Regions from separate parts of the Homo sapiens genome. Here region 2 is linked to region 1. The links are chromatin loops, found by intact Hi-C in ENCODE. Cell type or tissue: A673. All regions are shown on one strand.

What was found. A loop is a pair of places that touch in the nucleus more often than their neighbours do. Peaks named below come from ENCODE experiments on the same cell type or tissue, not always from the same donor. Only the 100,000 strongest peaks of a DNase experiment are listed, where the experiment ranks them.
Region 2: a loop joins it to region 1, with 4 times the contacts of the local background. A loop is called at or near these places in 1 of 110 quality-filtered maps.

What each region holds. Positions count from the first base shown.
Region 1 is chr17:55,204,328-55,212,327 of GRCh38, reverse strand. It overlaps a transcript of STXBP4 not described here. Among named protein-coding and RNA genes, the nearest start is that of HLF, 57 kb to the left of the region's middle. In A673, a CTCF peak has its summit at 1,234; DNase peaks (open chromatin) are centred at 1,857, 3,877, 4,107 and 4,867; H3K27ac peaks cover 5,356 bases.
Region 2 is chr17:55,447,230-55,455,229 of GRCh38, reverse strand. It overlaps SMIM36 (small integral membrane protein 36), which reads left to right. Exons shown (of 5, transcript NM_001395421.2): 5 at 4,932-5,374. Among named protein-coding and RNA genes, the nearest start is that of MMD, 29 kb to the right of the region's middle. In A673, no CTCF peak of the experiment used is centred here; DNase peaks (open chromatin) are centred at 69, 3,019, 3,729 and 6,309; H3K27ac peaks cover 918 bases.

The DNA.
Region 1 (8,000 bases):
TATTTATTGAGTGCCCATTTGTGTCACGCTGGAAAGAGACTATGAATGATGACACCATGACCCTATAGTCCAGGGAAGAAAACTGAAGCTAGGGAGGATCAAGTAATTTGCCCAGGGTCACATAACATGAAAATAGCAGACAGTAGATTTGAACTCTTACTTTAGAAACTTATGTTCCCAAGTGCTAAGTATAGAAACAGCATTCCCCGGCAGGGCGCGGTGGCTCATGCCGGTAATCCCAGCACTTTGGGAGGCTGAGGCGGGTGGATCATTTGAGGTCAGGAGTTCGAGACCAGCCTGACAGACATGATGAATCCCGGTCTCTACTAAAAAAAAAAAAAATACAAAAATTAGCTGGGCATGGTGGCATGTGCCCGTAATCCCAGCTACTCAGAAAGCAGAGGCAGGAGAATGGCTTGAACCCAGGAGGCGGAGGTTGCAGCGAGCCAAGATCGCACCACTGCACCACTCCAGCCTGGCAACAGAGCAAGACTCCGTCAAAAAAAAAAAAAAAAAAAAAAAAAAAAACAACAAAAAACAGGAAACAGCATTCCCCAAACTAATTTGTAGGTTCAGCATGATTTCAGTAGGACATTAAATCAGTGGGGAAGCTTGTCAAATGGATTCTGAATTTCATCTGAAAGGACAAACATGAGGATATAGTTAAGAAAATATAGAAAAAAATTAAAACAAATGTGAAGCATCGGATATCAAAATAAATTACCCAACTACCTTAACTTTTAGGTAAGCTGCAAAAAACAATAGGGAAATAAGTGGAACAGAATGGAAAGCTGTAGAATCATAAATAATGTGTGATGAAAGAAAATTTACAAATAACAGGAAAGAGAATATTCAAAAACTAGTACTGAAGTAATTGCATATTTGAAAAATTCAAGTGAGAGTCTTACTTTACACTTCCCAGGAGATAAATTTCATGCAGTTAAGCTGTAATCCTAGCTCCTCGGGAAGCTGAGGCAGGAGTATCACTTGAACCCGGGAGGTGGAGGTTGCAGTGAGCCCATATCTCGCCACTGCACTCCAGCCTGGGCGACAGAGCGAGACTCCATCTAAAAATAAACAAATAAATAAATAATAATAAAAAAATTTGCAGTGGACACACATAAATCAGCATGATTGAAATGAATGATGCTCAAGGCTGGTGCGGGTGGAGTGAGATCTCAGCCTACCTCCCCTCTAGTGGGAGCCATACAGTGACAAATTTCATGGGGGGGGGCATTTCACGATAAAAGTCCTAAAAGTTTTAAAATGAGCACCTCTTTGAACATGAAAACTCCATTTCTAAGAGTTTAAAGACATAGCTGGTCTCAAGTTTATATTTAAACAACGGCTACTTCTCAGACGTACTTAAAATGGTGATTAATTAGACATAATCTTTACAAACAACGAAAGGGAACTCTTAATGATGATTTATGCCTGACTATGGTGGGATATTATATAGCCATTTAAAGAAATATTGTTTTCAAATAATAGTCAGTGGCAGAAGCAATGATAACAATATAAGATCATATGAAAAAGAGCAGGGCCCATATTTATGCATAAGGCAAGATACCAGTTTTACAACACATGTGTGTTCTTGGGTTTGTGTGTATATATCTTTATTTAAAAATATTAGAAGGAAATACACATAGTATACACAATATCTGTGTATATTTTAAGTGGGGAAAGATCTACCTGTCAAGAATCAGTTTCATCTTTCTAATTTTATGATTTTATACTCTAATGAAAACATTTTAAATTGGCACACTGAGTAAAACCATCCTCTTATTTGTGGCATTTGTTATTTCTCTTTTGAACTTTATCAAGAGAAGTAATACAGGCCTCTCAGATGGCAACCTGCCAACATCACAGAGCAGGATTTTAATGAATTCCCTCCTTCTGAGGCCTAATTTAAGCCCAATTTAAAGTAAACAAAACAAACATATTACTCCATAAAGGGGAATGAGCGCTCCTTTGTTGTGCAGACTTTGAATTTGAATCTCTTTAGAAAAAGAAAAATAGAGCAAAAAATGAGCTTAATAAGCTAGACTTCTCTTCTGCTCAGGCTTTTCTCATTAGGGTTTAATAACATAAAATGCCATTAAAAATTTAGATTTATAATATGGTGTATCTGTGAATTAGTTTTCTTCTCCCTGCATGTTGGGAACAAGTGAATATTCCAGATGCAGGGGGTCCTGCTTGGGAGATAATCTGTGGTACATCAGTGGGCTCGGTCCTTTCCATTCTCCTTCTTTCTCTCCCACTAAAGATATATGCACACGCAGACATGAACATGCCTGCATGCACACATGCACATGTGTGTGCACACGCATGAACATGCTCACATAGACGCATCCTTACCCTAACTTGTGTTGTAAACACAAGTTGCAATGTTAGTATAACCAGGGATGCCCAACCTTGCACACTCAGCCTGCCTCTTGGTGAAGCTCCAGATTCCACAGAATGAAGAGCCTGATTCCAAGAGGAAAATCCCCTCGGAAGAGGGAAGTAAATGGTGGGATGCAGAGCCATGTTCTCAGAAAGCCGAAGCTATCTTTCAGCCCATGATGTGACCTGGGAGACAACAATGACATGAAGTCCCCTGTTGTCCACAGCATCAGCATCAGATATGAAACAGCATTGACTAGTTGAGCACGTGTCCTCAGCTGCTCGCCCTTATCCAGAACAGGTGGACTGTACTTTAAAGACAATGGCCATGGTAAGGGAGGCATGTGTCTGCTACATTTTGTTTCTTTGAATTTCCACCTTATTCTGTAAAGTGGCTATTTTCATCTCAGATGGACAGATGAGGAAAGTGAGGCACAACTTGCCCAAGTAGTGTGTCTAGGGCTTGACTCTGACTCCCCAGCTCTGGCCCTTCCTTCATGCCCAGCTCCTCCCAGCTGAGGGGACAGGTTTGGATGCGCCTCAGCTGGGCCTGCGTATGAACTGGCATCTCTGCTGCCTCTGACCTGGTTCTAGCACAATCCTCAACAGAGAAGACCTACTCTTCTCCCAGCTCGTTTCCTTCCCCAGATGAATTGTTAGAAAGAACTTTGTTCATAGGGCATTTTCTCTTGGATGCCTCACTGGGTCTCCTAACACAGTCACTATCTGTCCGTCAAAAGTGGAAAATAAACAGTTATTTTTTTTTAATCTTCAGACTCCTCTTTCAGCCTTCTCTTCCAGATTACTTTCCATCCCACCTCTTTTATAATGTAAGACTTAAATTTTTAAAAAAAATTTTTTGAGATGGAGTCTTGCTCTGTTGCACAGGCTGGAGAGCAGTGGCATGATCTTGGCTCACTGTGGCCTCCACCTCCCAGGTTCAGGTGATTCTCCTGCCTCAGCCTCCTGAGTAACTGGGATTACAGGTGCCCACCACTATGCCCGGCTATTTTTTTTTTTTTCTGTAGAGACAGAGTTTTACCATGTTGGCCAGGCTGGTCTTGAACTCCTGACTTCAAGTGACTCACTCGCCTTGGCATCCCAAAGTGCTGGAATTACAGGCGTAAGTCACCGTGCCTAGCCTTAAAATGTCTAACTTATAACTGAAACTTGTTTACACAAATATACCATCTCCCTGCAGGTCTGTTTTATTTTCAAGATTCTTGCCTTTAATTGTGGAAGAATAAGCTTTATTCACTACTCAAAGATTTGCAGGATCATAAAACAACATGGTTGTATTCTTACTCCTCTCCTTTCCCTCCCTCCCTCTCTCTTTCCTTCCTTCCTTCCTTCCTTCCTTCCTTCTTCCCTCCCTCCCTTCCTTCCTTGCTTCCTTCCTTCCTTCCTTCCACCAACAGGGTGACCTTTGTGCAACTCCTTTGTGCATAACAGTACTGATTTTTCACGTTGTACCTATGTAACTATGAATAGCACCCACTTTCACTATCAGAAGTGTCCTGATTTGAATGATAAATTATATGATCTCCCAACCCATCCAACAAGCATTTATGGAACATCTTATAAACACCTACACAGCACACCGTACTGGGTGCAACAGGTGCACAAAAGCAGTTCACAGTCTGTAGTCAAGTCAACAACACTGTTTCTCTGCCTGTCACTTGGGCACTGCTATGAAGTGCTATGAAAGATTAAATTGCCATGGATTTCTGGAGGCAGACTTCCTTGTTTTTTAAGCCAAGCCCAGATTAGAACTTGGACTAAATTGACCAAAGAATTTCAGTTTCCTCATCTGTGAAAAGGCTGTAATTATGAAGCTGTGGAGAGGATTAAAACACATTATGTTAATAAGGCATCTAGTATAGCCTGGTACTTTGAGACTTAAGACTGCCAGCATTTATCAATATTTTATTATTATTACTACCATTACTATTTTATTCTTTTCTTAATTACAAAAGAATTGCATGGTTATTATAAGCAAATTCAATAATACAGAAATAGAGTGAAAAGTAAAAGTTACCATTCACACTGGCCTGCAATTCTACTGCAGAGATCACCGGCGTTAACACTTTGTGGGTATCCTAGATCTTGTTCCGCTCAACAAACTACATGTGTTTGCACACGTGCGCACGTGCGTGCATGAGAGTGTGTGTGGCATAAACGGGACAGAGTGCTAAATGGGATATTTCCTATTGTTTCAGATTTGCAGTCAACGCATTAAATTTGAAAACAATTGGTGATAAGGGTCCCCGTATTCTAAAGAGAAGCACAAAATACACCCCATAGGATTTTCTAAAACAAAGCAAATGGAGACCAGTGACATAAATACTAACAGCCTAGTAAAAGTAGACTAGAAATCAATTTGAAATAAGAGTATTTGAAGGGAATTTGTAGGAGTAGAGAGGTCGTTAGCTTTTCTCTCCTCCTCTGTTTCAGGCCCAGTTAGGGGGCTCCCTATGTGAATAGCTCATTCCTGTGTGGGAGGAAATGGGCACTCTATTCCTTGGCCGAATACCTGCTGAGCTGGGGTATTGGAAGCTCATCCTGGTCAGGGCACTGAGGTGGACTGAGACTGGAGGGTTATATGGGGGAGCCTCGAGTGTGTCTGTGGGAGTTGGGGTGTACATGCCTGTAGTGACAGGTGACTATTTTCCTGTAGGTGAAGACTGAAGGCAGGAGTCTGGCTAGGGCTGCCCGGGATGGCACATCCTGGGGAGAGTCAGCAGTTTGACAAGTTGTATATGGTGGAAAAAGAATGTGTGAGCGTCATGCGTAGAGATCCACTGGACTTTAGACATCTTGACAGAAATCTGCTCCAAAGAGTGGCCTGTTAGGGTGGAGGGACCCCAGAAGTATGAGCTTGTAGGGTGAACCACTGTGAGAAGTTGCAGGAGGGTAAGTGGAGAGTGGCTCCCTCAGTAATGTTGAAGGTTCCCATAAAGGTTTCCATGAAGGAGCCAGAATTTAGATGCCTGTCATGACAGATGGGATTATCACAGCCAGCACTGGCTGAGTAAGACATTTTGTCCTTTTCCTTTGACACCTCCTTTTTTTTTTTTTTTTTTTTCTGAGACGGAGTTTCCTCTGTTGCCTAGGCTGGAGTGCAGTGGCATGATCTTGGCTCACTGCAACCTCCCCCTTCCGGGTTCAAGAACTTCTCCTGCCTCAGCCTCTTGAGTAGCTGGGACTACAGTCACCCACCACCACACCTGGCTAAATTTTGTATTTTTAGTAGAGATGGGGTTTCACCATATTGGCCAGGCTGGTCTTGAACTCCTGACCTCAGGTGATCCACCCGCCTCAGTCTCTCAAAGTGCTGGGATTACAGGCATGAGCCACCGTACTCAGCTGACACCTCCTTTTTCAGGACTTGACCCTGTTGGAGTCATCAACAACGGTAGGAGGAAAGAAAGGAAGAGTGTAAGAGAAGACATTCTCTCTACCCCGCTAGGATTAGGATTAATCCTAGAAACTAGGATTAGGCCTGTGCTGGCAAGAGAGGAGAAGTTTTCAATTGGATGTGAAGTTGAAGTTTTCATTTTACTGGCTGGATTTCTTAATAGCTGCAAGTGATCAGAAAAGAAGCTTTGGGATTTGCCTGATATAGCAGCATATGAATGGGGTTGGGGGGCATGTAAACAATCACCCCACAGCCATTTTCTGTTGGTTACTGGGTTCAGCTCTCTCAACAAGCCCCTTGCACACACATACACAGACACATACACAATATATATATGTAATAATTCACAATAGTACATAGACACCTACACACATAATGTATATGGAATAATTCACAGAGGTTTTTCAAAGACATCATACTATAAAATTTTTATAATTTGCTTTTCTCACTAATCAATATAGAGTTTATGATAATAAGTATAGACCTGCCTTATGCATTTTAATAAGTATATAATATACTATTTAATATATTCACGAATATTTAATTAACCATTCTTTTACTTAGGGACATTTAGGTAATTTCCAATTTTATACTGCTAGAAATAATGCTTCAGTATATGTCTTTTACCCAAGTGCCAATATTTTTGTAGGAGGAAACTCCTAGAAGTGAAATGATATGAATGTTTTAAAGTTTGATAAATATTGTAAAGTAGCTTTCCATAAGATTTGTACCAGTTTGTCTTCCCACCAAGAGTATATGAGATCCTATATTTTCACAGCCTTGCCAAAAATATATATAAATATTTGTCAATCTAAAATATTAGAAAACTCTTATTTTGTTTCTCAGATTTTTTTAATACAATGAGGTTGAACATTTTTCAATGGGTTTATTGGCTATTTCTAGTACCTTTTATGTAAATTGTCTCTTCACCTGTCCCACTTTGTGTATATGTGTGTGTGTGTTTGTGTGTGTGTGTGTGTGCATTTGTCTGCTGTTTATGTCTTTCCCAGTTTGTTGTTTATATGTTTACCTTTTAACACTGCTTATGGTATCTTTTGCCCTATACAAGTTTTATATAATGTAGACAAATCTGTCATTTGTTTTTACTTTGTGTGCTAACCTACGAAAGGCTTTTCTACTTCAACATTATGATTGTTTGAATCTTTAGATCTTTAATTCATCTGACATTCATTTTATATGATGGCAAATGCTTCCTTTTATATAATATTTAAAAAGTACTATAATAAATATATAATATAACCAACATCTCTTGATACCTTTCTCTGTTATATAGATCTATTTCTCTATTCTTGTCTCACTGTCATGTGGTTTTATTACTAAAACTTTATAATATAAAGACAAATTCTCCTGAATTAAACAAAAATTTCCTTGGCTATTCTCTTGCATTTACTCTTCCAGATAAAGTTTAAGATTTATCCAGTCAAACTCCAACATAGTGGAATTTCACTTCTGGCCATGGCAAGCTAATTTGTTTAGACAAACTTACCTGCTAAGAACTACTAAAAAGGGTGGACAACATATATATAATATAAAATAGTATGTTTGGTAGTTATTCAATAGTTCTTGAAGGTATTGGAGAACTGCCAAGACAGTAAGAAATATAGATGTATATGTGTATGTAGCTCTAGATTGATACCTTTTTGAAGGGGTATGTGTGTTTGTGTGTGTGTGTGTGTGTGTGTGTGTGTGTTTAATCTTGAAGGCATTGAAGAGATACCAATGCAGCCAGTACTTGAGCAAGCAGAAACCCAGAGAAAAGTAGGTTCATATAGTTGAGCCCAACTGGTGTCATTTGGTGCCTGAAAAACTAATTAGAGTTTTCTTTTTTATTCATATAGGAGAGACATTGCTAAAAATTGAGATCAGGGCCCACCAAGGGGGACTAAGGAGGGATTAAGGTGAGTAAGTGATCTACTTTTATTGTGACTGTTGTCTCAAGCAAAAGTAAATTCTTCCTGAGAAAGATAATATCTTTTATAGCTCTGATTATCTGTGTAATTTTTTACACACAATATTTAGAGTTCAATTTTTAAAACCTGGCAGGCAAAAAAGGTAAGAATTAATCAAAAAGCACATAAAAAAGCAGATCACAGAAATAGCCTCACAAGTAATCTATATGTTAGAGTTTATCAGGAATAAACTTTAAACTGAGTATAATTAATACATTCAAGAAATT
Region 2 (8,000 bases), 240 kb before region 1:
TACCATGTATTCCCTATCATATTTCCAAAGCCTTCTTTAAATGCTTGCACTTACTCAGCATTGGCAAACACTCATAAACACTGCTGGTGGGCTGTAAATCAGTACAACCTCTCCAGAGGGAAATTTGGAAATCAGTATCAAAATGCTTTGAAAAGGGCATAGCTTTTGACTGAGCAATGTCTCTTCCAGGAATTTATTCTAAGTAAACAATAATGAATGTGCACAGATAGTTCTCTCTAAGACTATCCATTGCAGTGTTTGTTCTAGTAATGAATAATGCAAAATTGCCTAATGCCCACACATAGGGAATACATTAAATTATGGTATCTCTTCACGATGAAAAAAAATATGGTCATTAAATCTCATGTTGTAGAACAGTAGTCACTGGCATGGGAAAATATTTATGATGCATCGTGAAGATTTTAAATTTGTTTTGATTATTTTACCTTCTGTATTATGTTTTCCTCAAATAAGAAGCCAGAGGTTTTAAACTTGCCTGTGCAAGTTTATCTTGCTTTATTTCACTAAAAATGTATTGTAAGCATAGAAAGCCCATAACACACTTTTTTAAAGCAAGTTTCACAGCAGTACGTATACTATCATCATTAATGTAAAAGGCGTGTAAATACATGTATATAGACTCAAAGGATACTCATTAAAATGTTAATGAGTGGTTATCCCCAGTTGTTAAATTAACATTAAAAATTTTTACTTTCTGTTGATCTATGTTTTCTAGGTCTTAAAAAATAACGTGTGATCCTTTTAAAAGCAAAACAATACAGGTATTCGTTTTGTGAGTTTTTTAACGGTAATCCCTGCAGCTTTTTTATTTTTTAGTGAGGAGGTAAATCCAGCCAGGATGATTGCTGACCTCAGCGGTTCTTTCTCTTTTGTAATGCACATCAAAATGCTACAGGACACTTTCCTTTCTCAGTTTTTCCTATCTTATTTTGAAAGCTTGTTTTGTCTGAGATAATTTATTTGGGGGCTTCATTTATCTCTTAACATTTCCTCCTTTTTAATAAACATCTTTCTAAACCCACTTTTTAAATATGAATATTCCAAAGACTCACACCAAACACCTACTTAAAACCAACTTCCTAGGAAAGTTACTTCTGGTTTTGTCAACAGTTCCATCGCTGCCCAGCTGACACTGGTGGTCAGCTGCTAATGACCCTTCCGCTGGAGAGAAGAGGAAGTGGGCTTGGCTCTAACTTGCCCTGATCCCCTTCCAGCCTGACATTTCTATGCACAGAGAACTAATGGAGTCAGACCAGACTGCAAATTCCCATGCTGCCATGCAGGTAGATATTTCCTAGAGAATCAGAGAGTTCTGCTACTAATCCTCAAAAGGGGAAAACACTAAGTTATTTCAGACATCACCCAATGAAGATCTATCCCACTGCCCTACTTAGTCTTGACCCAACTACTCTAAATATCTATTTTACTGTTAAAACCTGGGAATCTCCCATTAATAGTAGAACTAATAAATAAATTGTGGTGTATTCCTACCTGCAGGGGTGGGAGGGAACAGTAGGGGCTTCCAGGGGATCTGGTAATGTTCTGATTCTTGTTCTCAGTGCTAGTTATTAGCGTGTGTTCAACTTCTAAGAATCCACTCTATGTACACCAATGATATGTGCACTTTTGGCATATATGTTATACTTGAATAAAAAGTTTAAAAATACACTATTATTTTTAAAAACAACCTGGAAATCGTTACTGCCATTCCCAGAACAAAGATCCTGGTATATTTTATTTGGATCAGTGCTGAACTTGCCAAGAAACCTATGGGATGATTTATATGGTTTGCAGGCCTTTAAACGTGAAAGGAAGGCAGAAGAGTAGAAAACAGGAGTAACCTAAATGCTTCAAAACCTAACTGCATGGGTTCACTTTTTATTTATTTATTTATTTACTTACTTATTTATGTCACCCAGGCTGGGGTACAGCGGCTTGATCATAGCTCACTGCAGCCTCAAACTCCTGGGCTCAAGCCATCTTCCCGCCTCAGTCTTGCAAGTGGCTTGGGACTACAGGTGTTTACCACCAGGCCTGGCTAATTTAAAAATTTTGTTGTGTGTTGGGGATAGAGTGTCATTATGTTGTCCAGGCTGGCCTTGAACTCCTGGGCTCAAGTGATCTTTCTGCCTCAGCCTCCCTAAGTGCTGGGATTATGGGCATGAGCCAACCACACCCAGCCCGTGGTCTCACATTCTAAGGAACTGCCCAGGTGGTGTACTTCAGAGAAAAGGATGTGGTAAGAGTGTCCAAACACAGCCACCCATTCCTAGCCCTCCCTATGGAGACTTAGATCACTGAGCATCTTACTTCCCTCTCTATCAAAGTGTTGGGTTTTTAAAAAATTTATTTAGTGAGTGTTGACCTAATGGCTTTGTTGTCACTGGAATTATATGTCTAAGGAAAGACACAATTTACAGAGGAGGAGAGTACCCAAAATATACAGCAACGACTGACAGCATTATTTTTTCTATTAGAAAGCAAAGTCAAACATTTATAGGTCACTCTCAGGTCACCCAGAGACAGGATGTGAGCCAAGTGATGACAAAGCCCATTTTCTGGAACAGGATGGCCACTATGTGAGCAGAGCACGTGGAGGCAGCAGAGCTGGATCTTTCTGTGTGCTGTTCATGGCAAGCTCTTGATTTGTCCAGACTCACGGTCAAACTCCCCTTGAGAAGCTGAGAACTTGCTCCACTCTAAGTTACCTCCAGACAGAATTTGAAATCCATGGCCGAGGTCATAATCCCCCACCTCTCCAGCCCTATGAGTTTTCCTCCCCTATCACTATCACTACCCCAGCTCTGTTAGCAACTTCACTCTGCTGTTTATATACACGAAACTGTGTGTATACACACATACTGCTGCCTGGAGTCAACTGGATATTTTCAAATGAACTGGTGATTTAACTGGATTCAGCTGTTACCAGTTTCTACACCAAGAGTTCTCTAACTGTTCTGGGGAACATCTATATTCAGGAACATTTACACAAACTCCTGAACAATAGGATGTATGGCCAAATACACTTGGGCTTATTAAAACCATATGTGGGTCAAATATGCCAGGCTTATTAAAAGTGTTTCCTTTTTTTTTTTTTTTTTTTTTTGTAGAGATTGAGTCTTATGCTGTCACCCAGGCTGGAGTACAGTGGCCCAATCATAGCTTACTGCAGCCTCAAACTCCTGGGCTCAAGTGATCCTCCCTCCTCAGCCTCCCAAGTTGCTGAGGGCACCCACCACCTTGCCTGTCTAATTTTTAAAATCTTTTTATTTTTTGTGGCGACAAGGTCTCACTATGCTGCCCAGACTGGTCTCGAACTCCTGGCCTCAAGTGGTCCTCCTGCCTTGGCCTCCCAAAATGCTAGGATTACAGGCATCAGCCCCTGCATACAGTCTAAATTTAGTTTTCTTTAGAATTTTTCAGAGACTTTGATATGCATTGTTCAGGAGGAAAGAAAGAGTCTTAAATCTTTTGTGCAGGAAATATATAGTAAATTCCTTAGGTAGCCCAGTTTAGGAAAACTGGTAAATTCATTCATTCAACAGATATTTATTAAGTACCTACACTGTCAGGCACTGTGCCAGGTACAAAGAGGGTGTATCTTTCTCAAGAATTTTCATAGCATTTTTAATCTAGTGACAAGAGAAGACACTCAACAAATAAACAAGACTGTTTCAGCCTGTGATAAGAAACATATGGAGGAAACAGCCACTTCAAAGCCTCTGTGGGGAGCTATGTGAGCTGGAACTTGAAGATAAAACATAAGTCAGCCACAGGAAGAGCCATGGGGAAAGTATTCCAGGCAGACAAGAGCAAGTGCAAAGACACAAAGACAAGAAAGATCTTGGCCTGCTTCAAGGGCAACCCAAGGTCAGCCAGCTGGAGGTGCTGAAGGAGGGTGATGGATGGAGACACTGGTAGAAAATGAGGTTGGAGAAGGTGCGAGTATTGGATCATATAGGGTCCTGTTATGCCACCATCTGGAATTAGGGTCTTAGTCTATGGATGATAAGAAGCCATTAGGGGCTGGGCACAGTGGCTCACACCTGTAATCCCAGCACTTTGGGAGGCTGAGGAGAGCGGATTATGAGGTCAGGAGTTCGAGACCAGCCTGACCAACATGGTGAAACCCCATATCTACTAAAAATACAAAAATTAGCCAGGCGTGGTGGCGCATGCCTGTAATTCCAGCTACTCAAGAGGCTGAGGCAGGAGAATTGCTTGAACTCGGGAGGCGGAGGTTGCAGTGAGCCATGATCGTGCCACTGCACTTCAGCCTCGGTGACAGAGCGAGACTCCGTCTCAAAAAAAAAAGAAGCCACTATGGATCTTTAAGCAGAGAGTTGCTGGCAAAGGAGATGGAAAGAAGTGGGCAGATTAGAGATGTCTTCTTGGAGGTAAAGTTGGTGGACTCTCCAGTGTTACTGTGTAGACTCACGGGTGCCTAAACCTGTTGTCTACGCTCTGCCAGTATTGCCTTGTGCTTGTGAGCCTCTGTCTCCTAACTCAGCTGCAAGTTCCCTCTCTCTAGGCTGTAAGCAGAAAGCAAGGAGTACTATCTGGGTATTGCACCCGGGTTCCACGTCTGGGCTCACACTCAGCAACTGTGTAAATGTGGGCAAGTCGCTTCACTTCTCTGAGCCTCCACCATGTTCTCTGTGAAATGAAACCAAAGGAGACTAAGTGATCTACTTGCAACACTGTGAGATCCATGTTCTATGCTTCTGATGGCAGCAGAACTAGATAGAAAAGAATAAGGAATTTGCCCCACACCCCTTGAGAGAAAGCAACGAGGAAATGTAAAAGGTCAAAGATTAGATATGCTGTTAGTTTTCACTTGACTGCTGTAACAATTTAGCACACAATGAGTGTCTTAAAACAACAGAAATTTTTTTTCTTTCATATTCTAGAAGCCAGGAGTATGAAATCAAGGTGTCAGAGGGGCTGTACTCCCTCCGAAGGCTGCAGGAGAAAATCTATTGCTTGCCTCTTCTACCTTTTGGTGGTTCCAGGAGTTCCTTGGCTTGTGATCACATCACTGAAATCTTAACCTACCTGGTCATACTGCTGCCTCTTCTTCTCTCTCAAAACTTCTCCTGCCTCTCTTCATACTTGTGATTGCATTTAGGGTCCATCTGGGTACTCCAGGAAAAACTCCTACTGTCAAGATTTAACTTAATCATATCTTATGTCATATAAAGTCATGTTCAATATTTTACAACATAAAATAATAGTCACAGTTTCTGGAGATAAGGACATGGGCGTGTCTTTTGGGGGATCATCCTTCAATCCATTGCATCTATCTATCAGTGATCACCCCAACCCAAATAAACCCGCATAATATTTTCAGGTATCCATTTTTCCTTTTTCCAGGGTCCCTATTCCATGACTTTTGTTTCTTTCATTTCTCCTTCATAGTGCTCAATATTGGGCTTTGCACAGAGTAGACGGTTACTCAATGAGTGCTGCTCCCAAAAGAAACTTCCAGAAACCCTTTAGTAAGAGTATCCTGGGCCAGGCGCAGTGCCTCACTCCTGTAATCCCAGCATTTTGGGAGACCAAGGCGGGCAGGTCACTTGATGTCAGGAGTTCCAGGCCAGCCTAGCCAACATGGCGAAACCCCCTCTCTACTAAAGATACAAAAAAATGAGCTGGGCGTGGCAGCATGATTCTGTAGTCCCAGCTATTTGGGAGGCCGAAGCACGAGAATCACTTGAACTGGGGAGGTGGAGGTTGCAGTGAGCCTAGATTGCGCCACTGCACTCCAGCCTGGGCGTCAGAGCAAGACTCTGTCATAAAATAATAAAAATAATTTTAAAAAAGAGTATCCTATCCATTTCCCTTAAAACTCGAAGTTTGGAAAATCAGCTTTACACCAGTTGATCTGTAAGGCACAAAAGAACATACTTAGCTAGATGTAAAGTGATCAAGATTTTAGTCCCTACTCTAAACCAACTTGTTTATGACCCTGGATAGACAGGTCCCTCCAGCTGTCTAGACATTTGCTTTCTAAAGAGAGGGACTTACTACAGTTGGCTTCCCCAGAAGCCCTTATACCACTTACATTCCACAAGAATTCAAGAATAAATATGGTCTTTCTCAGGATCCTTTGAAATACATTATTTCCTTTAAGTTACAGAAGAAAAACACAACCTTTTGCCCTATCCTACTGCATATTGGCATGAAGTAGCTGCCCTAGAAGAAGAAAAGGATGAAGTGAGGTAAAACATCTTCATTTTCCAGTCCTGATGGCCCAGATCTGAACACTTGGGGCTTTTGCAATAAGGAGGGTCAAGTTTCAAAGATCGCTATCTCTGCAGTAAGCACTATTACCGTTTTGGAAAAAGTTAACAGATCCTTCAGCCAGCAAATATTCTTAGGCTTAGCAACATATAACTAACTGGATGTCTGTTTCTGTCTTCTACCCTCATCCTGCCCATCTCCCCCACCTCCCCCTCCCAACACCCGACCATATCCTCTGGAATACTTCCTCCCGTAAATAATTTGAAGAGCCAAGCATTAATTAGAGAAGTTATAACAGAGAAATCAAAAGAGGCACAGAAATAGGAAAAGAATTATCCGGTCCCTTTCATCACACTCCTTTACTTGGGCCTTAAAGGAAATATAAGAACTTTTGGCCAGGCGTGGTGGCTCAAGCCTGTAATCCCAGCACTTTGGGAGCCCGAGGCGGGTGGATCACGAGGTCAGGAGATCGAGACCATCCTGGCTAACACGGTGAAACCCTGTCTCTACTAAAAATACAAAAAAATTAGGCAGGCGTGGTGGCGGGCACCTGTAGTCCCAGCTACTTGGGAGGCTGAGGCAGGAGAATGGCGTGAACCCGGGAGGCGGAGCTTGCAGTGAGCCGAGATTGCCCCACTGCACTCCAGCCTGGGCAATAGAGCAAGACTCCATCTCAAAAATAAATAAAATAAATAAATAAATAAATAAATAAATAAATAACTTATGCCAGGGAGAAAAAAACATAGCATTAACTGAGCACCTACTATATACCAGGCCTTTTCCTGGTTATCTTACCCTCACAACAATCTGTGAAATAGATATTACATCCCCTTTAACAGATATGAACATAATAGCCAAAAGGTGGAAACAACTGAAATGTCCATTGATAGATGAACGGATAAAGAAAATGTGATATATATATATATATATAATGAAAGATTATTCAGTCTTAGAAAGGAATGAAATTCTGATACATGCTGCAACATGGATGAACCTTAAGACATTATGCTAAATGAAATGAACGATATACAAAAGGAGAAATATTATATGATTCCACTTACATGAGGTACCTAGAACAGGCAAGTTTTATAGAGACAGAAAGTAGAGTAGTGATTACCAGGGGCCACATGGAGGGGAATGGAAGTTATCATTCAATGGGCACAGAGTTTCTGCTTGGGATGATGAACCAGTTCTGGAAATGGATAGTGATGATGGTTGTACAACATTGCGAATGTTCTTAATGCTACTGAACCGTACACTTAAAAATGGTTAAAATGGGCTGGGTGCAGTGGCTCAAGCCTGTAATCCCAGCACTTTGGGAGGCCGAGGCGGGCGGATCACGAGGTCAGGAGATTGAGACCATCCTGGCTAACACGGTGAAACCCCGTCTCTACTAAAAATACAAAAAAATTAGCCGGGCGTGGTGGCGGACACCTGTAGTCCCTGCTACTCGGGAGGCTGAGGCAGGAGAATGGTGTGAACCCAGGAGGCGGAGCTTGCAGTGAGCTGAGATCGCGCCACTGCACTCCAGCCTGGGCGACAGAGCAAGAGTCCATCTCAAAGAAGAAAAAAAAATGGTTAAAATGATAAATTTTATGTTATGTATATTTTACTATAATAAAATAAAAGGATATGGAAACTGAGAGACTGATTGTCTCAAGCCTCATAGCCACTATTAGGGGAAGCCAGGGTTTGAGCCCATCTGTGTGACATGTGATAAATTATCATATAGGAGG